Linked DNA regions of Homo sapiens: region 1 is linked to region 2. A link is a loop called in an ENCODE intact Hi-C map of the cell type or tissue named here. Cell type or tissue: endothelial cell of umbilical vein. All regions are shown on one strand. Links, peaks and the distances in the headings refer to the core of each region. The heading gives the core; the rest is flanking DNA.

Region 1 (8,000 bases), core at 1-8,000, 120 kb after region 2:
ATCTTGCTGACATCACTCTTAGGGAAACAGACTTTTCAATAGAGTCATATGCAGTCCCTCATTCATTTCTTCACCTACTACTTACTATACTATCCACTCCAATCTAGCCTCTTTCTCAACTGAAAAAAAGTTCTTTCTTTTGCTGAATCCCATGGAAAGCTTTCAGTCCTCATCTCAACCTCTCAGCAACTTTTGGCCCTGTTAGCCAACTCTTTCATGAAATATTCTTTTTTTTCCTTGAGTTCTGTTGGTGCCACACACTGCTGGATTTACCCCTTCTTCCTGGGCTATTTATTCTTTGAATTATTGGCTTATCTTTTCCTATCTGCTTATTAAATATTGCAATTCCTCACATTTCAATTCCATGTCTTTTTTTTTTTAACCATAAACTCTCTTTTCAAACAAGTGATTCTTCTGATAATTAAAATCATCTGAAGAGCTTTTTAAAAACCCTGATGCCCGGGCCACATCCAAAACTAATTAAATCTAGATATGGGTGATGGGATGAGGTATCAGTAATTTCTAGAATTCCTCAGCTGAATCCAATCTGTTTCCAACCTTGAGAATCCATAAACAAATTTATCTAAACTCACAGCTTTAAATACCATTTTTTTTATATCAGAATAAAGATCATGTATGTTTGATTCTCAAGTGCATAACCTGTACATAGCAAGTGCATGGCACATAGGAAATTCTCTGAAACTGTTAAATGAATTAAGGAATGACTAAAGTGAGAGAGAAATTTAGCATATTGGTGGTTGCATAACTGGTAAAGCTCCTTAAGGAAACTTAGTATTTAGTTGATGTTGTAGGTTGAATTCTCTTAGAGACAGAGACATTGAGATGAAAATTTGCATGAAAAAAGGGATTACTTTTGGGAACATGTCTTAAGAGGGAGTAACGCAGGCTTAAACACAGGAACAGTGGGGTTGCAACTGAGTGATCAGTCCATGCCATTGGGAACTCTGAAGATGGGATGGCCCTTCAGGGTTGTCTTAATTAGTAGAAAGGGACCCAGCCACCTTCATATACCCCTATCAAAGTCACTGGGTATGGGCTGCCTCTAGGACAAGACACCTTACTTCAGCCAAAGGCTATTCCAGAAGACACTCAGCTCTGAACTGTAGGCAGCCAACATTCCCAGGAGCAAGCTCATTCCTGGAGGGGTGACCTTGATGGTGGGGCACTGCAGCATCCACCATAGGTAGAATCAGATTGTCAAATGAATGAGCTCTGAGACCTCACCTAATTTAACCTTTGGTTTAAAGGTGAGTATACTGAAGCTCACAGAGGGTAAGTGCTTGGCCCAATATCATGTGGGAAGCTTACAGTCCATCTGAGGGTTAGAACACTAGTCTCTTGACTCTCAGAGAAGTGTTTTTCAATTATACCCACATTTTACTCAAATTTAGTGTGTGTGTATATGTGTGTGTGTGTAATTTTTCATATAGATATTTTCGTTGGGCCAGGAGGGAAATATTTTAAGTTTTTGCTGTATATGGAAAATTGAGAAAAGCTAAGTATCATCGCAGTTGGTTGCAGAGTTAGAAGTCGTAACTATGGATTTGTACTTGCTGGGCCAGGATGTAATTCTATTCTGTAGAGTATGGAAAGTAATGGCACAGTAAACATTGTGTTTGGATTGAGGTTTAACTCTTTATGTCAAAGAGGTTTGGAGATCATTAGCAAACCCATTAGAATTAGTGAGAATGTATAATGTTTTACAGTTGAGCAATATACGGTATAAATAGAAGATACTTCTACATGGTTGTCATAGAATGAGTAATCTCACATGAGATATGAAGTTAAAAGTGACCAACAGATAGCCTTCAATGAGATTTGCAAATTGCTGGTATTAAAAATCTAGTATCTCTCCAGATAGTTGCTTCTACTTTATGCAAAATATTTTTTCTTTGAGCCATGGATGATGTAATTGTATAATTGGAGCTAGAGAAGATTTGAAAATGTTTCCACAGGCTACAACAGTTCCTGAAACCCAGGTGAGGGGATAAATAACATGAATGTTGTGGAACACTCTTCTTAATTATGACTCTTGGCCCATAATAACATGACAGACTTTGCCACACACATACACACACTCATAAACACATTCTTTTCAAATAAGTTTAAACTAAACTAATCATGTAAAAGGTATCACTCACTGTCTGCATTCATAAAACTGTTTACAGTTTAATCTGTGAAAACAGAATGGAAAATAAATCCAGAAGCTGTCAAGAGAAGTGATAGTAAATTATAGGATAAGTAGGAAAATACAAAAATAAAAAATACTCCACAATAATTACACAGTTATATGTATTCATGAATAACCACCAATTTAACTTATTAGCTGAATACATGAAGTATTTGTCTGTCTTTGTATGTCTATTTATCTGATTATCTAAAAATTATTGCATACAGATGGAAATGTAATGCTGAACTTTTAATACCTTTATATTTACAGACCAGTAGCAGTGTTTTTTTCATAAGCCCCAGCCTTAACATGTGATCAAGGTTTCACTTCCATGTGATTATTATATACATAGTTTGCTTCCAGTTAAGGCTGTGGATTTTGGAAGGAGAGAGTGCAATTGGCTCTCCTGACTCAGTGTCTTTCCTGGTCTCTCTCTCTCTTTCTTTTTTTTTTTTCAAATAAACATTTTATTTTAGAATAGCTTTATAGAGTTATAGAAAAATTTCCAAGGTAGTACAGAGAGTTCCCAAATACCCTGCACCTAATTTTCTCTATTTTTATTTTTCTTTAGTATGGTGCTTTTATTTATTTTTTACAATTAAAGAGCTAATATTAATAGAATATTAATAAGTCAAGGCCATTCTTTATTCAGACCTCTTTGGTCTTTACCTTAAGTCGTTTTCTGTCACAGGATCCCTTCCAGGATACTATGTTACATAGTTGTCATGCCTTCTTGTGCTTCTCTTGGCCGTGACAGTCACTCACACATTACTTACTTTTGATGACTGTGAGAGTTTAGTAAAGTATCTGTCAAATATTTTGTGGATGTCCTTCAGATGGGATTTATCGGATGTGTTTCCCATGACTAGACTAGGTTATGTGGTTTTTGAGAGGAAGACCCGCGGGTTAAAATGTGATTCTTATCACATCATATCAAGGGTCCATATTATCAACATGACTTATCACGGTTGAGGTTAACTTGATCACCTGCTGAGGAGAGTGCCCGTGGAGTTTCTCTGCCATAAAGTTACTCTTTCCGCACCCCCCTTTGCAGACTGAACTCTTTGGAAGGGAGTCACTATGCACAGCTCACACTAAGGAGTGGGGAGTTATTTTCCACCAATTAGAAAGCAGAAGATCTACACCAATTATTTGGAATTCTTCATGAGTGATTTGTCTATATTTCCCCATTTATTCAATTCTTATTTTTATCTGTATGGACTCTGGAATTTTTATTTTGTACTATAATACAATACTACTTTATTTTGTTGCTCAAATCATTGCAGCTTTGGCCATTGGGAACCCTCTCAGTTTGTTCCGGTGTCCTTCCATTGACATATTTCCATTATGGTGTTTTTTTTTTTTTTTTTTCCTGAACACTTCTTTAATTTCTGTTACTGTAAGATACCTGCTCTTTAAAAAAAAATTGTCTTCTCATTTCACTTTATATGAGGTTACCAGCTTTAAAATAATGACTAATAACATCACGGTTGCCACTATTTATAGTTATATTGTTTTCTTTGATATAATTCCTTTCTGAGTCCTTTTAGTGTAGTATTCAGAAAGGGAATCTTCCATCTAAAACCTCCACCAACAATAATACCTTATGTTTTCTTGTATCTTGCTGTGTCTGAAAAGCAGAATTAACAGTAATCAAAACATCCCACAGAGTCAGAATTGCTTGCTGTAGAAGGGAGGATGATTGATCTGTTTCCATGAAGAATTTCTTAACTTGTGGTCTACTCGTCCAGGAACCCTCAGAAACACAAATTTTGTATACCCTTTTTGGGGAAGTGTAGAGTTTTTATCAGATTTTCAGAGACATCTGTTATCTAACAAAGAGGCAAAGAATCACTGCCTTAGAGCATGAGAAATGATACAACCAACACATATTACATCCTCATTCTACCCTTGTGTCTGTGGCTTTGTATTTGGTTAAGTTCATGTCCAGCTGAAAGCTGCGCAGCCCCACACTTACTACATTCAGGTCTGAGACGGCCTCTGACAATTGTCATTGCATTTATTGCTCTATGGAGAAATAAAACAATTCCTTTAGACTCAGATTTCTAGTTTTAGCAAGAAGATTAATACAATATACTCATCCACACCTGTTTTGAAATGAAACTGTGCACTGTGGTCACTGAAGGGTCATGTAAAAAAAAAGAATGTTCTACAGTTAATAGAAAACTGAGCTTCCTCCTTTGGAAATAAATTTCTGGATTTTTCCTTTAGTGCTGGAAAATATTACATCATACAGCTATACAGTCTGACACATTCCTTGCATAACTTTACATATTAGTAATGACATTGGTTCAAGTTTAGGCAAGTGAACAAAAGATGACTGGTTGTAAAAGGCTTTTGATATAAAACTCTATTTTCTCTAGTCATTTGATCACTTTGCCCAAGTAGAATAAGTTATTTTCTTAAATTAATGTCATATTTCCAAGAAATAAATCCTGCTTTTTAATATATTGGAATTGTTGATAGATTTCTTAAAATAAAACAAAATAGCATAGTCAAATGCATAAAACATTGGACTGAGATTCAGAATATGAAGACTTTAATAACAAAGCAGGCATTAAGTGTGTGATCTAATTTAAATCACTTAACTCTCCTTTTTCATGTTTATTTTGTGTTAAGTAATACTAACTTACTTTCTAAATTATAAGGAGATATATAGTAACATACAGACAAGGGAAAATATGTTACATGCAAATTGTTTTAACTCTTTAAAACAAAGTGACTGTATCCATTTAATCTCTTATATTTTAGTCTGTAGAGATAATTTTAATGTTATTTTAGTATTGATAAGCTAAAAAATATGATTTTAACTTTTTTTAGGTGGGAAAAACCCTGAGTTCATGCATATGAATATAAACTACATGGAATTTTATTTAAATTTTAAAACATCTCTGTATTTCTAATACAAATAAATGTGAATTGTTGATTAAACATTTATGCCAAGTTACCTGCAGCTGAGACATGAAAATATATATTGACACAAATAAGAATAGAAGAAAAGGGGCCATATGATATTTGGTATATTCCCTGGGTTGTTTTTTTGTTGTTGTTTGTTTGCTTGTTTGATTTTCAAAAGATTTTTGTCAAACAATGTTGAGTTTTTGTTGCTAACGAACAAAAATTTGTTTTTAACAGTGGAGAGTTGAAAAACATTTGGAGATGGTAGAAGAGTGAACTGATAGAAAGGGCCAATTTATATTTTCAGTACTAATGATTTTTAACAATGCTTAGTAAAATGAATAGAACTCAAGGTAAAATACATATGCCCTAAAGCAATATGTGTATGGATGGTAATAAGAAGATAGATAATATTTCACTTACACTATGGCAGGCTTACCATGGAGCAGGTTTCATTCTTGGCTCTACCACCTTAGAAAAATCTCTTAACCCTGCTGTCTTAGTTTCTTCATACACCATGTACTCTACAGGTTCATTTACTTACCTCTTACTCTTCTACCAATGTTTTTCTACCATTATCTCCCTCAAAATAACAGCTTTCTGTGTGGCTAATATCTCTTCTGTTTAATCACGTGAACATGACTATCAAATGAAAGAATGTGATGGACATAATGGTTGATTCTCCAATATTCATTCCGCACCAGACTATTGATCTGAGCCAATCATGAATGTTTCTTCCTCCTTGCTAGTAGTTCAGCAATGGTCAATGCTGGGAAGATTCTGAGGGTGGGGGAAGTCATTACTCCTAAGAGAGTGCCACAGGACAAAATGTTCTTCTTCCTCTGGAAATAACGAGTGGAACTGCTTACCCCTTACAGCACAGGCAACATGAGGCTGAAATATACCTAGAAGAGATGGCAGATTGGAAGTACTTGAACCAATGTGTATTTAATACTATAAAAACAGTAGGGAACTACAGATATATAGAAGCCATGAATCCCTCAATAATCATACTGTTTTCATTTTGTCTAGTTGGTAATATACTCGTAGATAAGAAAAGAAAAGCTACAAAATCATTGCCAAACAATATATTTATTAGTTCATGTTTATTAGAGTAAGGTTGCATGGTTGATGCAAGATTTTACAAAGAAGATGAGGTTTAAAAGGACAGGTTTGGTTTAGATTAGTACAATAAAGAATGGAAGTTACAATATTCCAGGAAGAGAGACTGATTCTGTGGAAGAAGGACAAAATTTGGTAGTGAGATAAAGGGCTAAAAATGAGTTTGACTGACACAGCCTACAGCTAGAAGCAGAAAAATCAGCTGGAAAGTTCTAAACTACAAAATTTAGTGTTAATTGTCTTCATGTTGTCTTTTCATTGTTTAGAAGGAATGTACTTGTAAAAGATTTTATATGAAGAGACACAATAACAGCAGTCCTGAATTGATCCAATACAAGTGTATTTTGTAATCAATCAATTCTTTTACTTCCTTTGAATGAGAAAACTTGTAGATAGGTTTGAACGCTAATTTGCATCCTAATATCCAATTTTCCCACGTGCGCTCATTCTCTTTAGAGTTTTCCATCTTTTGTTAAAGGATGACAACTGGCTGTAAGGAAGTTATAGTTTTACCTGCAATTAATTGGAAAATCTAATTACCAGCCCTCAAGTTTATGAAGCTGTGATATTGGAGCCAATAAAGCCACAAGAAGCAATTTTTAAAAATCCGTATGATCTATGCACTTTTGGGAGGTCTAACTGATTGATTTTCATCTTTTAAAATGCTTTGCACTCTGACTGAATTTCTATTTGAAAGGGTTGTCTATATCAATTCATAGTATTATTAAATTATGTCATACATTTTTTTCTGTTATATCTCACCTACAATGGTTGCCTCTTATCGGCAGATTGTATGAAAATAAACTCAGAAATGCCTAATAGATAAAGACTTTTGATTTCAATACAAAGCCAAGCCTGTTGCATCTAAGTTTCCTTCATATAAATTAATATAATTTATGAAACTGAGACTTTTTACCATATCAACACAGAAAAGGCTGTGCTAGGTGCTTCAAGTAGAGTTTTGCTCTTCCTTGTGATTGTCATGGATTTTGTGTGTGTGTGTAGGTAATGGGAAAAATTATTATGCATAAGACTTTATGAGGGGTAAAATAAACCAAACTCAAACAAAAACAACAAAACATTTTCCTTGGCTTCCAAGAAAGTGCCTTTCTAAAAAAGGGCTCTTAAGCAACCACCAATTTTGTCACTTATCATTATTCAAAGTTAATTAAAATAGCAAAACAATGCAGATTTTCCTCTTCTTAATAAAGAGTTCATGACAAATATATATAGAAAAGCAATAGGTAGTTATCTCTTATAGTATAGAGTATTTTACTTGTTTCATTTATCTGATAATAGTGAAAAGTATTTTACCAATTCCCTTCTGCCTCCCAAGCTGCCATATTTTACTGAGTGAGGAAAATGTTCACTGTATTTCTTGGGGAATATCATTTTATGAACATCAGCATGATTGCCTTATGAATTCTTAGACCATCTCTCTGGTCAGATTGTTTTTGTGTTGGCAGGCTAATATTACACATTGTTCAAAAAATGTTCTTTGTTGTTTTTTTCTCATTGTGTGCACTCCCTTTGTACTTGCCTAGATTTCAATGGCAGGTTGCTTCAGAACAAGTAACCTGTCTGCTTAATTTTACTTTATAGAAAGTAACATGGAGTATTTAGAGCAATGTTTCATACATTTAGTAAAGTTAATTGTTAAAATATATATATTTTTAATAACAATGTCTTTTGGGTTTTTAACAATATTTACTAGTCTCTATTTCTATTTGAAAACCACAATGAGATACCATCTCACACCAGTTAGAAT
Region 2 (13,452 bases), core at 2,209-10,208:
ATTTGTTAAGAACAAAATTAGCTATATTAATTTGTGGACATAGTTGTGGTGAAAGCATAGATTAAAACATAAATTATTGGCCGGGTACAATGGCTCACACCTGTAATCCCAGCACTTTGGGAGGCTGAGGTGGGAGGATCACTTTGGGAGGTCAGGAGTTCAAGACCAGCCTGGCCAACATGTTAAAACTCCATCTCTACTAAAATATAAAAATTAGCCGGGCATGGTGGCTTGCATGCCTATAATCCCAGCTGGTCGGGAGGCCAAGGCAAGAGGATTGCTTGAACCTGAGAGGCAGAGATTGCAGTGAGCCGAGTTATGCCACTGCACTCCAGCCTGGGTGGCAGAGCAAGACGTCTCAAAAAATATAAAACAAACAAAAACAAAACAAGCAAAAAAAACAATAAATTATTGTTATATCTTGAAACTATTAGAAAAGCAATTCTTGAAAGTACAACATGTAACAATTATGCAAATTGAAGTCACTCATGTTTTATTACTCCCTTTGTCCCATGAAGCCAATATAAAAACTGCTAAGAACGTTTTTGATTAAATAACAAGTATTTTTCAACAAGTTAGGCCCTACTCAGATGAATGGAAGAGGATTAATAAATGTTTTCTTGAACGCTCATGGCATTCAGTCAAGTGAGTACATCCAGAATCTAATAAATTTCAAATAAGAAATGTGTATCAGTGAGCCATTATGTTCCCTGTTACCAGTTGCAGGGCATTGTAAGAAAAACAACAATATTATTTAATTTTTGATAAAAACATATGCTAATATACCTACAAAAGCCTGAAAATGCTTTCCTTTTAGGTGTTAATTAAGGAATTATTATTTCTTATAAGTCATACATTAAGAGATCAAAAGTATTAGAATAAAGTGAATTAATATTTTAAAGGTATTAATAATTCATTTTTTACATCTTTCCCTTCTCATCAATATAAAGGCATAAAAAGACAGTGTTTTATTGTTAATATCACATAATAAGGTTAACAAACCAAAATTTAGTTCTCACTTTAAATATTTTGCTGAACTGTGGTTTATAACTTAAGAGTTTTATTAAAAAAAAACAGGTAATGATGTAGGTTAGCCTCTAGAGGAATTATTTTTCTGAAAGGATTTTTTTTGTAAGTGTACTCTTTAAACATGGGCAAGCACTTAATTGAATACCTACTATGTGGGTAACCCAATACAAAAATAAAGAAATATATGTTTAGTTTCTTAACAGTTGAATGTCTAATGAGGGATCAGATTCATAACTAAATATTTATAATAAAATGTAGAAGTTCTGTAAAAAATAAATATGAAAACCGCAGAAACACAGATAAAGGTCCTTGTACTAATTTGATCAAATGGAGATTGAGATCAACTCTAGAATTGTAGAAGAGGTATTAGAAAATCAACACAGGGTTTGTTTCTGTTATCAGAGGTAAGAACCTCAAATTTTATTTTTGTTTCAACGATCTAGTGTTCTCTACTAAACCTAATATTCAACCATTCACTACAGTTTGTTGAGTATATAATGGGTGCCAGGTAAATGCTAGGTACTAAGGATCAACTAGTGAAGAAGAGCTCCCCGAAAGTGCAGAGCCGGCTTCAGGTGGAAGAGGCAGGTGTGTGTGTAAGCTATTCTAGCACAAGTTGCCAAGTACTATGAAAGAAAAAGTATAGGCATCTGAATAATATTAGATAGGAAGCTTAACCCAGATTGGGCAGCAGGGATGGCTTTTCTAGACAGAAGTATTTCTAAGCAGAGATAGCTGGAATTTATAGAATATACATATACTGAGAACATTCTAATAAGAAAAAAATATCATATGTTCAGACCTGAAGGCAAAAAGGAGCATGGCTTACTAAGGGGATTGAAACAAAGATATGCAATTTTATCTGGCTCTTAAGGACTAAGGAACGGGAGAGGTCAACACTAAGGCTAGAGAGGTAAATAGGGTTTGCAAGCCTGGTCTAGAGTTGGGACTTTGACCTAGGGGCAAGGAAAAATAGGAAGAATGACTTGATTCAAACAATGTTTTAGGAAGATACTCCAGTTGCAGGGTGAGGACAGAATTAGAGTCAGGCCAAGAAGGAAAGCAGAGGGATACTTTGTCCCACACAGAGTACAAAGGGAGCTAAAGATTTTTGGGTGGCTCCAATTTCTTTCCATATTGTCGCTACCTCAGTTTCCAGACATGGGGACTTCCTTCTAGGGGTGAAACTTGTAGCAATTCCTTCTCTGACCCTCCCTTTTTCAATCTTTTTTCCCACCCATCCCCACAGTCCTCTGAATCCCTCATAGCGGCTTTCCTGGCCTTTGGCCATCCCTTTCTTGATCCCACTGCCCCATTCTCCCAGAGTGGCAGAGAAGGCCAAGTTAGGACCATGACACTATCATCTGTTTGGCTTCTGGGGTGGCCTCATGGAGCTTTAACTCATGGTGGATGGTGAAGCAGGAACAGGCTCATTACATGCTGAAAGCAGGAGCAAGAGGGTTGGTGGAGGCTGGCTGCGGGGACAGGGAAGTTACCACAAACTTAAACAACCAGATCTTGTGAGAACTCACTCACTATTGCGAGGACAGCACCAAGCCAAGAGGGATCCACCCCCATGACCCAAACACCTCCCACCAGGCCTCTCCTCCAACATTGGAGATTACAATTCAACTAGAGATTTGGCAGGGATATATATTCAAACTATCTTTCTGCCCTTGGCCCACTAAATCTTGTGTCCTCCTTACATTGCACAATATAATCATGCCTTCTCAACAATCCCCCAAAATCTTAGTTCAGCATCAACTCAATCAAAAGCCTGAGGTCCAAAGTCCAAAGTCTCATTTGCAAAGGAGTTCCTTCCACCTGTGCATCTATAAAATCAAATCCCAAGATACAGTGGGTGTACAGGCATCTGGTAAACATTCTCATTCTAAGAGGGAAAAATTGGCTAAAAGAAAGGGGGTACAGGACCCACACAAGTTCAAAACACAATAGGGCAGTCATTAAATCTTAAGGCTCCAAAACAATCTCCTCTGATTCCATGTCCCACACTGAGGGCACACTGAAGCAAGGGGTGCACTCCCAAGGCCTTGGGCAGCTCCACCCTTCTGGCTGTTCCTCACTGAAGTTACAAGCCGCTTGTGGCTCTAACATTCAGGGATCTGGAGGGTGGTGGCCTTTTTCCCACAGCTCTACTAGGCATTGCCCCAGTGGGGACCCTGTGTGGGGGCTCCAATCCCACATTTCCCCTCCACACTTCTCTAGTAAAGGTTTTCTGTGAGTGCTTCTTCTCCTCACAGCAGGCTTCTGCCTGGGCACCCAGGGTTTCTCATACATCCTCTGAAATCTAGGCAGAGGCTGCCAAGCCTCCTTCACTTTGGTACTCTGTGCTCTCACAGGCTTAACACCACATGGAAACAACCAAGGCTTATAGCTTGTGGCCTCCAGCAAACAGTGGCTGAGCTGTACCTGGGTGCCTTTGAGCTAAAGCTGGATCTGGAGCAGCCTGGATGCCAAGAGCAGTGTCCTGAGGCTGTGCAAGGCAGCAGGGCTGTAGGCCTGGCCCACAAAACCATTCAGTCCCCCTAGGCCTCAGGGCCTGTGATGAGAGGGGCTGCCTCAGAGATCTCTGAAATGCCTTTGAGACCTTTTTCCCATTGTCTTGGCTATCAGCACCTGGTTCCTTATTAGTTATGCAAATCTTTCTAGCAAGTGGTTGCTCCACAGCCTGCTTGGATTTCTCTCCCCAAAAAAGCTTTTTCTTTCTCTGCCATATGGCCAGGCTTCAAATTTTCCAAATGTTTACACTCTGCTATCATTTTGAATATAAATTCCAACTTTTAGTCATTTCTTTGCTCCCACATCTGAGTTAGGTTGTTAGAAGCAGCCAGGCCATATCTTGAACACCTTGCTGCTTAGAAATTTCTTCTGCTTGGTACACTAAATCATCACTCTGAAGTTCAAACTTCCACAGATACTTAGGGTATGAACTGAATGCAGCTAAACTCTTTGCTAAGGCATAATATGCATTACTTTTGCTGTAGTTACCAATAAGTTCCTCATTTCCATTTGAGACCTTATCAGCCTGGACTTCACTGTCCTTATCACTATCAGCATTTTGGTCACAACCATTTAACAAGCCTCTAAGAAGTTCCAAACTTTCCCTCATTTTTCTCTCTTTTTCTGAGCCTTTTAAACTCTTCCAAACTCTGTCTTTTATCCAGTTCCAAAGCTGCTTCCCCATTTTCAGTTATCTTTATAGCAACTCTTCTGGAACCAGTTTTCTGTATTAGGCCATTTTTCCATTGCTATAAGTACCTGAAGCTGGGTAGTTTATAAATGCAAGAGGCTTAATTGGCTCATGCTTCTACGGTCTGTACAGTCATGGTGCTGGCATCTACTTGGTTTTTGCGGGGGACTTACTGAGCTTTTACTCATGGTGGAAGGCAAAATGGGAGCAGGCACGTCGCTTGATGAAAGCAGGAGCACGAGAAAGAGTGAGGTGGGGGGTGCTACACACTTAAACAACCAGATCTTGTGAGAACTCACTTAGTATTGTGAGACTAGCACCAAGCTATGAGGGATCTCCATGATCCCCATGATACAAACACTTCCACCAGGCCCCACCTCCAACAATGAGGATTACAATTTAACATAAGTTTTGGTAGGGATGAATATTCAAACTCTATCAACCTCCAATTAACTTTTTAAAAAATAACCCTTTTATGATATGAATATTCCCTTCCACCCCTTTGTATGTCCACACTGAGAGTGGATAGAGAGTGGGATGTCCTATGTGAAGTTGAGGAGAAAAAAAAAATCCTCCAGACACACAACAACATATGAATTAAACTAATGTTCTTAAATAACTAATGTCCAAAATGTACTATTGCATTTTCTATTTCAAAGCCAAAGGCGGAAAACAAAAAAAGCTTCAATATCTTACCAAGTTATGCAAAGAAGAATTTCCCCAACAGTATAAATCTGTGAACTTGTTCACTGAATGATATGAAATAAAAATTCTAAAATTGGGCATTTTATCACCAGATCCATACCTTACTGAGTCACCAGCAAAGGTTAGCTTATGTTTGGACAGGAAAGTTTGCTGTGACAAATGAAGCAGGTTTATCAAATTAGCTGTACTTGGTGGAGTGCCAGCTTAACACAACTTTTTTTTCCCTCACCTCAGCTCTATAAACCCGTGTTTTAGGCTCTTATCCCCTGTGCCTGACCAATATATTAGACAAAGACCACAGCCTTCCAGTGCCTTTCAGATATTGGCACAATCTCATTTTTAGTTATTAAAACATTGCTCCAATTGAATGTCATAATTCCAGTCTCTCAATGCATCCCAGCTCAGATGCAGCCATGAATTCTGCAGTTGAGCCTAGGAGTAAGTAGGTTGCCTCACTGGAGGGACAAGGTTCCCCAACTTGTCCCTCCACAACCCCTTCTTTTCTCATCATGCTGCAGCTGGCTGCCCTAGGATGAGGAAAGGGTGGAGGAATGAGAGTGAAAGGACAAGTTCTTAAGGGACTGGTGCTCTTGCAATATGGAATATGGGCCTTCTGTCATGGCAAATGCCCAAATAAAGTTTCTCTCATGTTGGATTTGAGAATTCCACATTTCCATCTTCACCCTCCCCCTTCTCTAACACAATACTGTTTCCTAACCAAGCAATGCATTTTTTTGGCTAACATTTTCCTTACAATTGTCACTCAACTCTTGCCCCAGTGGTATTCACAGAGGAGCAGGAGTTAGTGTAGCGTTCTTTTCTGATGACTCACACCTGGCTACTTTCCAAGCTATTGCTTCTGGCTTTAGGAAACATTACACTTCTTTTGCCCACAGAATTCTTTAAGGTCTGGCCTCTCCCTTGGCAGCTGCAATCTTTGCTCTGAATTTTGAGCAACTCCAATCCTAGACTCTTCTAGGAAATAATCAATTATGAAGGTCTCGACCAATCACTCTCATATGAACCCAGAGGGTCAGAAACTACTAAGTACTTTGTCCTGTGTTTAAAAATACCTAAATTTCTGCAGCTTACCAAATAACCAGTTGGATGAGAGGATACGTTTTTATGTTTCTGGAAAGCTGAAAAGCATCCCGTTTTCTACAAGTGACTATCTTAAATCAACTACTTCAAAGATTCTTAACATGCCTTGTCATCGGCTTTGTATTCTGGGACAAAACTCCTAGACTATGGGAGAAGTCTCACCTTAACATGTACTTCACAATAGGTGAGTTACAGTAACTTTAGGAGAGCATATTTAGGATGGTGTTGGTGATCCCAGAGCTTAAATGCACATACAAAAACCAAGGTGTACTTTAATCATGAAATTAGTAACTCTGGGTTAAAATTCTCCATAGGGCATCTGGTCCAATTCTACAGGCAATAATTTAATCAATAGTAAAAGAGCTTTAATAAGATTTTTTCCAACTTGGCTTGAATACCCCTTAGAGACAAATAAATCCTTATATCACAAAGCTGACCAAACCATTTCTGTATAGTTCTAAGTGTTGAAAAGTTTGAATTTACATCGAGTCAAAATTTACCTATATGTGAATTTCACACAATTTTTCAAATTTATCATCTAAAAACTCATAAAACTTGACCTGAGCTTGGTTTGACTTTCTGGAAGAGTCAGTGTCTAGGACTGGAGTTACTTGGAAATCAGAGCAAAAATTGCAGTCATAAAGCTCACTTTTCCTGAGTTTGCTAAGCTGCGAAAACTCAGACCTTCTCTCTGAACACAAGGACCAAGTACTTGGGAGTTTGTGTTCCTTAGGGTTTAGGGGTGAGTGAAGTCACTGGTGATTGCCTCTTCCATGGAAGTGTCAGAGTCTAGTATCGGAGTTTCTTGAAAGTCAGATAAAAGATTGAATCGGAAAACTCACTTATCCATATGGTAGCCCTATAGGTTTTTTGAGAACAATGGTCATTTCCCATTTAGACTATTCTTCTTTAAACTAAATTTCCCTCAAATTTTTTCAATTTTTCAATGTATGACAGGTTTTGAAGTTTTCTTACTATTTTGGTGACCCTTCTGTTATTATTTTCCAGTTTTTCCAACATTCTACTTATGGTATGTATGGTAGACAGGATTTCTTTTTTTTTTTTTTTAATATCTAAGAATGTTATTTTCTTTTTTTTTCTTTTTTTTTATTAAAGTTTTAGGGTACATGTGCACATTGTGCAGGTTAGTTACATATGTATACATGTGCCATGCTGGTGCGCTGCACCCACCAACTCGTCATCTAGCATTAGGTATATCTCCCAATGCTATCATGGTAGACAGGATTTCTAATAATGCCAGAAAGAATGAAACAGAAAACCACTTCTGTTAAAAGTTAACTTCAAAACAAGAGTAAAATCATGACTCCTGTAGATATAAAAATGAATACATGTTAAAGATTTCATATAATCAATAAGGACATCAGGCAGGCATTTTTACTGTTTCAAAAAAAATCTAAAGAAGAGATAGATTTATAGAACAGAAATATTGAAAAGAAGGCACAGTTATAGACAAAACTGCTGTCTTGTTTTTGTTTTTCATTGTGGTGGGAGGAGTCAGATAACCAGAAGAGTGGCTGGAGTCTAGATAATGCAAAGTTCTCCACTGAAGCACAGGTATCTTTCCTACATTTCCTTGCTCTAGATACTAGTCTTTAAAATTCACAGGATAATGATAAATATATAACCCAATACTTGATAGTTGTAAAATTGCCATACAGCTTTAAAAAGTTTCTTTGTATTATAAGGTTTAATATAATATGCCAATAAACACTGAGGTTAGTCTTATGTAAAAAAGAGGAGGTGTTGAAAGTTTGCCCTTCTGTGGCATATCTTAAATGATCAATAGTTTGCTAATTGTATCTTCTCTTTCAAGTTTTCAATATTTCATGGTCTCTGGATTTACCAGTTTCAAATTAGTTAACAAATTCAAGTTCACTGAAAAAATACCAACTTAATTCATAAGTCTGCTATATGCATAACATACAAAATAAGTAAAAAATACAGATTTTTGTAGATAAATTATATTTTAGTTGAACAGAACAAGGGGAAGATACATACAAATATATTAAAGACAAAGCATACCTCATTTAAAGGCAAAAAAGCTATTGGATTTTTAAAAATGAGTTAATATGTTAGGTTAGAATAATCAGAAACGACTCAATGAGAAAATTGGATTTTCACAAATTATAACAAGATACAGAGTACTCAAGGAGAAGGAAACAAAAAGTATGGATTCTAGATTAGAATAACTGGAAATATTGCTCAGTCATTCAAGGGTCTTAATTGTCAAGTTAATTAATTTGTATTTAATTCTTAAAACATAACTATTAGAATTTTTAAAAAATGTTATTTACATAATAAGAACAATTCTGTGATTTAATCTAACATAGCTATGAAGGTTAGATTGGAAAGCACAGAGACTTAGATAAGAAGACCACTAGAAAGTAAAATTTATGTGACTTGACAGCAATTTTTTTTTCTTTTGGCTATGGAGCAAGAAGGGATAGGAGTAGAGAAGGGAGAGAAAATAATGAAAGATGATTCCAACTTTTCCAATGTAGGTAAAAATCTCTATTAGCTTCCTAGGGCTGCTATAACCAATTACCATAACTGGTAGCCTAAAACAACATAAATTTATTCTCTAACTGGTCTGAAGTCTAGAAATCCCAAGTCCTGGTGTCAGCAGGGACATGCTTCCTCTGAAAGCTCTAGGGAAGAACCTTTACTAGCCTCTTCCTAGCTGTTGGTGACTCCTGCAATCTTTGGCTCCCTTGGTTTGTAGCAGCATCATCAATCTCTGTCTCTATCTTCACATGGCCTTCTTCTTTGTGTTTCTCTTCTGTATCTCTGCGCATCCACTTCTTATAAGGACACCAGTCATCGGATTTTTAAGACTCACCCTAATCCAGTTTGAGTTCCTCTTGATTCTTCACTATCTGCAAAAACTGTCTCCAAATAATATCACCTTCTGTGGTTCTTGGTATACATCAATTTTTGGTAGACACTAATTCAATCCACTATGGGTAACCTGGAAAAACATGGTTTCATGACTTCGAATAAATGTTCTGCTCTGTTCTCTTAGAAAAGCAGTTATTTGTGAAGGTAAATTCAGATTAAGTTTCGAGGAGCCAGATTTGTGAATGGGAAAGTCTGGAGTAGACCAACTCTTGGCTATTAAATGCAGAGCCAAAGATAATAATAACAATAATAATAATAATAATAAAAGATGGAGTCAGTAGTAAAATTTAAATTATGAAAAAAGAAGACATTCTACACAAAGGTTTGGTCTGAATTAGTGAAGCAAAAAGGCAGAAACCAGGTAAGAAATCAAGTGTCTTGGCTCCCCAGATATTACCAACTCAGTCCATTGCTAAGGCAAAGCTGAGTTTATTGCTTACTCTGTAAGGAGGAATACCACCTCCACAGAGCTTTGGCAGTATCTCAAAGCAGGAGAAGGTGAGGTCATAATTTATTGAAAATGAGAAGTTTGGTTTAAGTTGGATCTTCCAATGCAGGGACTTGATTAGGATCGCATAATGATCACATATAACAGTCAAAGACTGCTGGAAACAGCAACATGAGGATTTTGAAGAGAGGAAATTAAAGAATCTTAGGGCTCAAATTATTGATGCTTTCCATTGAAAAGTTGATAGGTCTTTCAGAAAGTTCTTGGAATTAACAGGCAGATCATTTACCTGTGCAACAGTCTCCAGGGAAAGTAAAATTATGCTAATGAAGACAGTGTAATAGCAAACTCCTGTTAATGTGGACAATAAAGTGTGATTTCTGTTCTCTGTGCCCTTTCTGAGTGTGGAGGTAGACAGTTTCCAGTCTTCACCGGAAACAGAGACACAAAGTCACAGCTAGTATGTATGGAATAAGGAGCTAGAAAAAAAATCTAGGTGAATTCTTTGAGGTGCAGACCACAGAGCCTAAGATAAATTTTTGTTATGCTTTCATTTTATTAAAAAGATGTCTGCAACCTTGGCTAAGGGTTAAAAAGGAGTTGTGAGTGTATACAAATTTTGAAACAGTAATAATAAATCCAAGAAAGAAATGGTAATAAAATTCAGAAATGTAAGGCTTTAGGAAATACTATATTGTTTTATTTAAAAATAAACTGGGTGGTTTCCATGAAGGGTTATGGTAGACATTACTAAAGCTTCCTGATAGCCAATTCTCTTCTTTGTGGATTTGTGAAACACTGTACTTACCAGTCCTCTTTCAAACAGGCAAAGCCATGTGATTAGTTATGACAATAGCTTGTGAGTGGAAATTACTTCCATGTGTCACTTCTGGATGGAGGCAATGAAAATCTGTTGCATGATCCTCCTCATTCTTTTTCAACCACTTAGACTATGGTGGCTATATATGGAGATTCTGGAGCCACAGGATAAATCTAGATCTCTGACTCATTTGGAAGGGAGCTGCCCTGGAGAGCCTTGCAGCTGACTTCCTGTAGGCAAGAAATACACTCCTTCGTGTGTGTGTGTGTGTGTGTGTGTGTGTGTGTGTGTGAATCCAATAGAGTTTTGGAATTTATTTATTCCTGCATTATATCCTATCCTAAATAATACTTGTGGTAATACTATACAGAAAATTTTAAGTGAAATGAAGAAATGATAACAAAGTGGGTGAAAAAAATCATAAATAATTGTTTGAAGGACCTTGATGATAAAGAAAAAAAGGGGAAGGAGAGGTGTTTTCAAGGTTCTAGAAGAAAAAGTACATTTTTCATATTTTATCTAATTTAAAAAAATTGGATGACAGCGTACTAAGACATTCAGAATTAACTTTTCAGATTTTTAGGATCATAAAATTAGCCCTTTCCATCAGATAATGTCACTCTTTACCTTCTGATCCCCAGGACTCATATTAAAATTCATATGTTTGGTGATTTGCCAGGAATTTGACCTTATAGCCAGGAGTTTGATCTCATTGAAACTAAAAGCCTATATTACATCACGTTACTCTTTGAAAAAATGTTCTCTGCCCCTCTATCCTCTAGATTATTGAAATATATTTTGATAGTATTTAACATAAGACATAGTTTAAATTATTTTTAATTTATCATAGACTATTTCCTTGATAAATTGTTTTCATACTTTTTCTATCAATTGCCAGTTAAGTACAATGTGTTCTCATAATTCCAGGAAGTAGTGTTACGGCTGTCAGAAATGATGTGTTGCATAATCAGTAACAGTAAATAGACTAAATCTTTGAAGCCATTCCTGCTGGAAGGTGTATAAGAATATCCACTGGAAAGTGCCAAAGTATACCTGCCAACAACTGAAGCCTAGGAGTTGAAAGAATTAGGGAGATAAATAAGGAAATGTGCTATAACTGTCTTGAAATATTGAAATGTTAGACTGGGAGGGCATTGTGAAAGTACACAGTGATCTCTTGTTTTATGTGGCAAAGTGTTCTGTTGAGGAGAAAAGTTATCTACGATTAACCCACTTTTACTGCTAAGTCCTGAGAATGTGTTTTGTAAAAATGTGTCAATATGAGAGAAAAAGAACGCTCTGCTAATCAAAGCCCAGTGTATGGTAAGTATTCAATACATTTTTGGTAATAAAGGAAGTAAAAATGAAATAATATAGTCACTGAGCAGTTGGTCTAGAAAATGAAAACTTATCTTTTAGTATCATTTAGAAAAGGCTTTCCTCTAGAGTTCTTGTCTTCATTGTAAAAGCTTGGGCTGTTAGTGGATAATCTCTCCTGGAGAAAAACGGAGCCAGAGTGTTAGGTTGAGGCTCACGTTGTAAATAACTGAGCTGGATTTGGGAATGGGAATGTGGGTCACATGAATGGTGACAGTTGGCTTAAGTGGCTGAGCCAAGTTGGGACTATGATTTGAGTGACAGTCTTGGGAAGAAGCCAAAGCAGAAATAAGGCAGATATCCAAAAGAATCACCAGACATTCTCCCTGAAAATGAAAAGAAATTAGGTTAAGGCAATGGAGCAGAAAATAGGAAAAACCTAAGAGAGAGGATGAATACTGGGACCCAGACAAATTCTTGGAAATGAAGAGTAAAAATTGCAATCACTTCTTAGAAGGTAAAGTAAATGTGCTGTGGCAGAGACTGCTAGCACTATCCTTACTTCGTTGGTATTAACAACCTTACTGCTAGATGGACATATTGCAGTCCAGGAAAAATTGAGGACATGCCTCATCCTCTCTTGTAGCTAGTTAAGGCTGAGTGCCTAAATTTTACCCAATAAACTGTAGTAAAAATGGTTGTGTGACACTTAGAGAAAATATACTTAAAAATACGTAATTCAAAGAAAATAGACTTTAAAAACACACACACACGTTGTACACAAAACACACACACACACACGCACACATGCACATACACAAACACACATATTCCCTTACAATACAAAATACAAAATAAAAATAAAATACAAAATAAATAGAAAAAATAAAACATATTTTAAATTTTTATTTATTTAAATTTTATTTTAATTTCATATTTAAATGGTTATTTAAATATTAAAAAAATACAAAAAAAATACAAAATAGAATAGCTATGACAAGCTCCAGCAACCATTTTGGATCATGGGTCTGGAGAAGGCAGAGTAGAAAGTAAAATGAACTTAGGTCTATAAGGACTTCATGAAGTTTCCATTGCTAACTCTGACTTGCTTATCTCTGGATCTGTTTTACTTAAATATATATCTATATCTATATCTATATCTATATCTATATCTATATCTATATCTTATTCAAGCTTCTGTTATTTGATTCTATGTTACTAGAAATACAGAGCCTGATTGACCTGGAGTTACAGCTCCATTTTTGTCTCTAAAAATGGAGTTGCCTTGAATATAATAGAAATTTTATAGAAATTTCTATATATAGAAATATAATAGAAAATTTTCAGAGACACATCTAAGTGGGAGCTTGACAAACACTGATAGTGACTCACAATGCTGAGCACTCACTAAGGCGCTACAATACTTGAAATTTTTAATTGGTTTTGTGTCACAGTGCAAAGCAGAATGTATTTTGTAATGGTAGTTTTTTAATATATTTTGGTGAATTGATGATAATCATCCTATGATTTAGATAGCAAGAAACTTTGACCAACCCTCTAGTTTTTCAGATAAAGAGACTGATTAAGATCTTGACCAAAGGAAGATAAAAATCCAATTTATAGTAGAAATGAAACTAGCAACTAGGTATAGTGATTTTCACTCTATTATCTTTCTATTCTATTGCAATGCCAGTATATCAAAAGGGACAAAATTGTCTTTGCTTTTGTCAAGATGTAACTGTATAAGGGCTCTCACTGACCACAGAGACTGTCTGGTATATATTTTGAAGGCCTAAAAAGTTCTCCTTTGAAAAACACAGAGTAATTAAAATTTTTGAATTTTTATTTTGGGAAGTTTATCTTTTTAACTTATTATTTATTTATTTGTTTATTTTATTTATT

What was found. A loop is a pair of places that touch in the nucleus more often than their neighbours do. Peaks named below come from ENCODE experiments on the same cell type or tissue, not always from the same donor. Only the 100,000 strongest peaks of a DNase experiment are listed, where the experiment ranks them.
Region 1: a loop joins it to region 2, with 2.2 times the contacts of the local background. A loop is called at or near these places in 1 of 110 quality-filtered maps.

What each region holds. Positions count from the first base shown.
Region 1 is chr4:157,111,708-157,119,707 of GRCh38, forward strand. All of the region lies in intron 2 of GLRB (glycine receptor beta), which reads left to right. Among named protein-coding and RNA genes, the nearest start is that of GLRB, 40 kb to the left of the region's middle. In endothelial cell of umbilical vein, for the core only: no CTCF peak of the experiment used is centred there; a DNase peak (open chromatin) is centred at 4,434; H3K27ac peaks cover 1,369 bases.
Region 2 is chr4:156,993,568-157,007,019 of GRCh38, forward strand. No RefSeq gene overlaps it. Among named protein-coding and RNA genes, the nearest start is that of PDGFC, 28 kb to the left of the region's middle. RefSeq lists enhancers at 4,940-5,720, 5,721-6,500. In endothelial cell of umbilical vein, for the core only: no CTCF peak of the experiment used is centred there; a DNase peak (open chromatin) is centred at 5,784; H3K27ac peaks cover 1,810 bases.